2 separate regions of the Homo sapiens genome follow, and region 2 is linked to region 1. A link is a contact called in ENCODE Hi-C or POLR2A ChIA-PET data. All regions are on one chromosome and are shown on one strand. Each heading gives the region's core, a stretch centred on a gene start or an enhancer-like site at or near the end of the contact. The rest is flanking DNA. Distances are from core to core; before and after follow the strand shown. Region 1 overlaps GCK (glucokinase). Region 2 overlaps CAMK2B (calcium/calmodulin dependent protein kinase II beta).

Evidence for each region. Hi-C counts contacts between places; a loop is a spot of excess contacts on that map. ChIA-PET counts read pairs that join two places held with the same protein, here RNA polymerase II (POLR2A).
Region 2: a loop to region 1 is called in a map of CD8-positive, alpha-beta T cell, with 2.3 times the contacts of the local background. The contact joins two enhancer-like sites. A Hi-C loop is called at or near these places in 1 of 168 maps with a recorded cell type or tissue (CD8-positive, alpha-beta T cell). POLR2A ChIA-PET finds 5 or more read pairs at or near these places in 1 of 52 experiments (T-cell).

The regions. Positions count from the first base shown.
Region 1 is chr7:44,183,297-44,186,267 of GRCh38, reverse strand. The region is part of intron 1 of GCK (glucokinase); the gene reads left to right. It overlaps LOC105375257 (a long non-coding RNA gene), which reads right to left. Exons shown (of 3, transcript XR_927221.3): 2 at 2,808-2,966; 3 at 2,115-2,284. Among named protein-coding and RNA genes, the nearest start is that of GCK, 4.7 kb to the left of the region's middle. RefSeq lists enhancers at 1,231-1,766, 1,767-2,304. Within about 2 kb of position 1,592, at least 3 of the 41 ENCODE cell types and tissues checked have a DNase peak (open chromatin) inside an H3K27ac peak, as active enhancers do.
Region 2 is chr7:44,268,122-44,270,889 of GRCh38, reverse strand. The region is part of intron 2 of CAMK2B (calcium/calmodulin dependent protein kinase II beta); the gene reads left to right. Among named protein-coding and RNA genes, the nearest start is that of CAMK2B, 56 kb to the left of the region's middle. RefSeq lists an enhancer at 2,281-2,768. Within about 2 kb of position 1,314, at least 2 of the 41 ENCODE cell types and tissues checked have a DNase peak (open chromatin) inside an H3K27ac peak, as active enhancers do.

The sequences.
Region 1 (2,971 bases), core at 343-2,842:
GCTTTGACATATGAATCTGGGGGGACACAATTCAATCTGTAACACCAGGAGGGCATGCCGGGAGGAACTGACCTTCCTCCCTCCAGCTGCCCTGGACACCTTTGCCCCATTGAAGGAGCAGGCTCAGAAGTGGAATGAGGATGGAATAAGGTGCACTCCATCATGCTTACCCACATCCCTGGCAGGAATTGTCCTGGGCCCCAGCAGGAGAGATGCCCCCCCATACTGCCATGGCACCTGCTCTGAGACAGGTGTGCAGAGTGCAAAGCTCCAGGTGGCCCCCAAGCAGGTGTGCTGGGAGGAGGGGCCCGTGTGGGAGGAGCAGGCAGCGCCAAGGCCTAGCGGAGCAGTGACAGGTCCCTGACTTCAGGGAATGGGCACGCTGTGGGCAGGCAGCTGGTGTGGGGGTGAGGGCTGGGGCTGCATCTGTGGGACCAGGGCTGGGCCATCCATCATATGCCGTGTCACAACCCCAGTGCCCCTGCTGTAGCCAGGACAGGAGGCTGGGCCAGGCTGGGAGGTGACAAGAGTGGGGGCTGTCCCCAGGAGAAGCACTCTGCTGCCTGTGCCCAGGCCTCTGGGGATGAGGACCCCTCAGAAGGAGTAGCTATGTCTAGGAAGCCCCAGGGCAGGAGCAAGCCAAAGGGGACATCATTAGTGAGATCCAGGGGATCAGTGGGCCACAGAAGCCCCAGCGTGAGCCCCTCTGACTGATGCAGCTAGGCCCACACCTGCACCTGCCCACAGCAAGACCCCCAGGAGGAGAGGGGACAGATGGAGAGAGGCACAAAGTGCCCCTGGCCTCTGCCTTGAAGCCACCCCAAGGCAAGAGAGATTTGAGCCCCTGTTTAGTGACCTCCAGGGGAACATTCTGGCCCATCTGATGTGGGAAGCCCCTTGTGGAGTCTGTCATTCCTCAGCTGAGCCAGGCCTTTGGAGGCAGCCCAGGCATGTCCCCTGTGTGCTCCTATCCCTGTGTTGGGACACCTGGCCCAGCCCCTCCTTCTGCCTTTCTCTTCCCTTCCCTTCTCAGGAGTGGACACTTCCTCCTTTAGCCCCCTCACAGCTGTGTGAACTTCTCTGTATCTCTCTCTTTCTGTCTCTTTCTCCCCCTCTCTCTCTGTCTCATTGTCTCTCTGTGTGTCTGTCTGTAGTATTCTCTCTCTGTCTCTGTCACTCTGTCTCTCTCTCTCTCTGTGTCTACCTTTCTGTATTTCGCTTTGTTTCTTTTTCTCTGTGTGTGTGTGTGTGTATCTGTTTTTCTCACTCTCTCTCTGTGTCTATCTTTCTGTATTTCGCTTTGTTTCTTTTTCTGTGTGTGTGTGTGTGTATATCTGTTTTTCTCACTCTCTCAATCTCTCTCTCTCTTTCTGTCTCTCTTTTGCTGGCCTGAGCAAAGAGGGAGCCCCATCCTGATGCTACATAACCGTGAACCAGCACAGACAGAATTGTAGGAAAGTCCTGCAAGTAGAAGGATAGAAGGATGAGGGAAGAAACGCCATGTGAGTCATGACAGATCCCTTTCCAGGAGCCACTGACTCACCCTGCCTCCTGCCCTCCCACTGTGACACTATTACTCACAGACAGGCCCGGATTAAACCTATGTTCCAGGTGCCCTGTGGTTCCCACAGTGTGGCTCCCTGGGTCTGGCCTCAGGCTCCACAGGTGCCCAGCCCTGCCAAAGTCTCCAGAGCAGCTGTCCAGCTGGGGAGCTGCGGGGCCCCTTCACAGAGCGCATGGGAAGAAGTTCCATCCTACACATTACATCGAGAGGGACGTGCCTGAGAAGGGGAGCTGGAGCCCGTGCAGCCCCCTGCTTGCGTGCAGAACATAGTGTACCCTGAGCATGCCATGAAAAACACAAACGCACAAAGTTGTAAAGAAAAAAGAAATGACAGGTGGCTGTAAAATCAGTTATAGCCCACGAGAGGCCCACTAATGAGTGGTGATTTCAGCTGATTACAAAGAAATGATGGTGTTTCTGTAATGAACTAAACATGCACTCGTGCGTGCACACACGCGCACGTATAGTCACATAACTGACCAGCCCTATGCATCACTTGTTAATTACTTAGTAACTGTAACAATAATAGTTTCCAATAAGTGAGCCTTAGTCTCTGCGCAAGGGTCAGTTTATTGAGCACACGGGGGCCTTGCAGTGGGGGCAGGTGATCTGCTCCTGGGAGCCGCCAGCCTCTCCTCTCCTGCTCTTCATCTTCCTCCGTGGTGGGAAATTGTCTCACTGCTTCTACACCTGAGGCTGAACATCTCCCTTTATTTCAGTCTGAAACACATGTAAAAATATACTGGAATGAATTAAGGTTGCAATTATTGATATCAGGCAGTGAGTACATCAGGGTTTATTATACTATCTCCTTTACTTACTTCGAAGTTCTCTATTACCAAAAAATTAAAAACTATAAAAGAAAGAAAAAGGAAATGAGGCTAGATTCAACACAGATTACTCTTACCAAACCCTTCGTAGTCCCAGGAGTCCCCTAACACAAGCACTTGTGACCTGGAGTGATATTCACAGCATTCCTTACCTGGCAATACCTGAGTATTAGCCCCCCCAGTGGGATCTTTGTTGTAGACAACCAGCAACTATCAGCCCAGCCAATAAACAAGTAGGAAAGGGGAGTGCTGGAGAGGCCAAGAAGTGGGATTTTCCATGCTCCTGGGCTGTGATCCAGAGGGCACGGCTGTGAGGCTGATCTCAATGAACACTCTGTCTTGGAAGTACAGGGATCCTCTGCTACCTGAAAACGTTCTGAGTATTCACTTTCATGGATTGCAAAGTCATTTACCCAAAATTCACTCTCCAAATGAAAAGTGAGTATGATGAATCAGTATTCAAGTTCCACCTGGGTCCTGGGAGAGGGCATGGACATCATATCCCAGCTGTTCCGACAGGAGGACCCAATCTGAGTCTCACTGCCTGCCTGCATCGTTTGTCTGCTGCCAGCCTGCA
Region 2 (2,768 bases), core at 65-2,564, 85 kb before region 1:
GATGGTGCAGGTCGCTGAGACAGGTGTGCAGGTCACCTGGGGCTGATGGGTCTTGCCAATGTACTGACAGTGCAGGGAGGGGCTGCTGACCCCACCAAGGTCCAGAGTATTGGACAGATGTGTGCCCAGCTCTGTGGGGATGGGGGGTGGCTTTGGGGGCCCCTCTGTGCTGTGGCCCTCAAAGTGTCCTCTGGACAGGAACAGCGCTACTTGACAGGGCATCTCCTGAATCCATTTCATGGGAGGAAACTGAGGCCCCCGAGTGGGATTTGGATGCAGCCAGTTTCCTGGCCCAGGCCTTGGTGGCGTGCCACATCCCATAGCAGGCCCCTGCGTAGGGCCTGAGTTCTGGAGCATGGCGCTGACATCACAGCACCTTCAGCCAGACAGCCTCAGGCTTGGGTCAGAGCCCTGAGTCTGGTGTCCTTGCCACCCTAGTCCAGCGCACAGGTGGACCACCTGTCTTGATGTTGGTCTGTGGATTAGCCTGGAGGAGCAGAGCCCCAGGTAGCCCCAGCCCTGAGGAACCAGACGCTGGCACAGTACACAGCTTCTGGCCCATCCCTCCCCAGCCACTGCTTCCAGGCCAGGGCAGCTGGAGCAGAGCCCTTCTGCCATGTGCACCATCCCAGTGCCCTCCCCAGCTGGGCTGTGTGGTGGACAAGCAGAAGGGATTGTCCTTGAGGATCTCCTCCCAGGCATGAGGAAATGGGTGGAGAGCGCTGGTGCTAGTGGGGGGCCCCCAGTGATGGGCCCATGGGGGGTCTGGCAACCTCCCTCGGGGTGAGGCAGAGCTGCCTGGAATGGGGGGGGGGTACGTTCTTGAGCACCCACCCTGTGTCAGGCCCGTGTGGATTTCCACACACGATTCCATTTTCAGTCCAGCACAGTCCTGGGGCCAGATACCATTATTACAGCCATCTTCCAGATGAGGCCCAGGGAAGTGCCATCCCTTGTCCCAGGCCACGTGGTGGGCAGGACTCATGGCACCTAGGGAGCCCCACCCCTCAGCCCTCAGACCCTGGTGGCAGTGGTCCCAGGTGGCCCCAGCTGCATCCCCCAGCCAGCACAGAGCTTACCCGTTGGGCCTCCTCTCGGTCTCTGGGTCTGACAACTCCAGAGGCCCTTGGGCGAGAGGGGGAGGCAGCCCCTCCTGACACAGGTGGGCCTTGTGCCTCCCCCTCCTGCCCCTCCGCCGCCCCCGCCCAGTGCCCTGCAGTGTCCTCCTGGAGGTGCCAGCTCTGCTGTTTCTCCTGGTGGCTGGCGGGGGGCCCGGTGCCCACCCACGCCCTCCTGTTCCCCTTATCCCTGGTTCCTCTCACTCACCACCCCCCACCCCCTGCTGTGAGTCACCCACTGCCAGGGAGGAGGAGGGGCTGGGAGGGTGGAGGATGGCATAGGGGGCCTGGGTGGGCAGAGAAGCCTCTGCCAGCTCCATCCCGGACCCCTTCTTGGCTCTGGAGAAAGAAAGAGGAAATTATGGGAGCGAACATCAACGATTTACCAAACCATGTAACCTTAACTTGTCCTGTAAGACCCTCCTTCCCCCGCGGGGGGCACTGGTCGCACCATGGCCTCTGGGTGCTGTCCACTTGGGACACGAGGGGTCCCCGGAGCCATGCACAAGTGCGCCTTTGGGATGTTGAAGGCTACCCTGCCCCCACCAGGCCCCCAGCCTTGCCCTTTCAGCCCTGGCAGCTTTGAGCTCCTCTCTGTGCCTCAGTTTCCTCATCTTTGCCCTGTGCCTCACCCTGCAGATGCAGCAGGGTTGGTGTGAATGTCCTTCCCGTCAGCTCCATCTCTTCCATCGCCCTCAGCTGGCTTCTCTTTGTTCTTAGCTCAGGGGACCCTACAGCTCCCATGCTGATGAGGGTGGCGTGGCAGGAGGGGAGGAGCTCCCTCCACACCAGGAGAGGTTTGCAGTCTCTCCCCCACCACTCCTGGTCTTTCCGGGCATTTTTGGAATGAAATAGGTTAATGCCTGTAATGTGCCCAGAACAGACGGTGCCTGGCATGTGGCAGGTGCTCCAGGATGGGTCACGTGGCTGTGCCCATGTCCCGGTCCTGTCTCTTCCTGCACTTGGCTGTGGGCACCTTGAGGTGGCCCCTGCCCTGTCACCTTCATGGTGGTGGGTGCCAGCTGCCAACCCACCAGCACAGTAACAGCTTGGAGGAGCCCCCACTCCCCTACCCCATCCCTCAGAGCTCCATGCCAAGGCTTCGGGGGTCCTGTGGATCTGGGAATGGCTGCTGGTGGAGGACCTGTGGTCCCTGCTCCTGAGAGGCTGGACATCTAGGCAAGCATAACCCGACCTTGTCTTTCCCCATGAGCATGAGTGGTTTGCTTTGTTTGGGCCTCTGCAGGCAGGTAACCCAGACCAGCTGGGCTCTCAGTGTTTTGGAGAAGGCTGTGGGGTGAGGGAGGAGGGGAACCTTGTCACCTGGGCCCTTGAGCCCCTCCTGGTACTGGCGTGGCGTTGTCTCCCCTTCCTCTGTGATGTCGGCCTTGCTGCCCCCACAGCCAGCATCTGCAGGCTGTAAATATCAGATTCTGCATTGAGCAGAGGCTGCAGCCACCAGGCAGGCACCACCCACCAGCTCAGAGAGCAGCAGGGAAGGCAGACCAAATGGCATATCACAGAGAGCCCCTGCGCTTCAGCGAGAGGCCTTGGCTTTGGGTCCCAGCCCAGCAGCCTGCCCTGCGCAGTCCAGGGCGTCTTCGGCGTCCTGGGATGTGTGCGGGAGCGGGTGAGAAGCCTGCTGTAAGA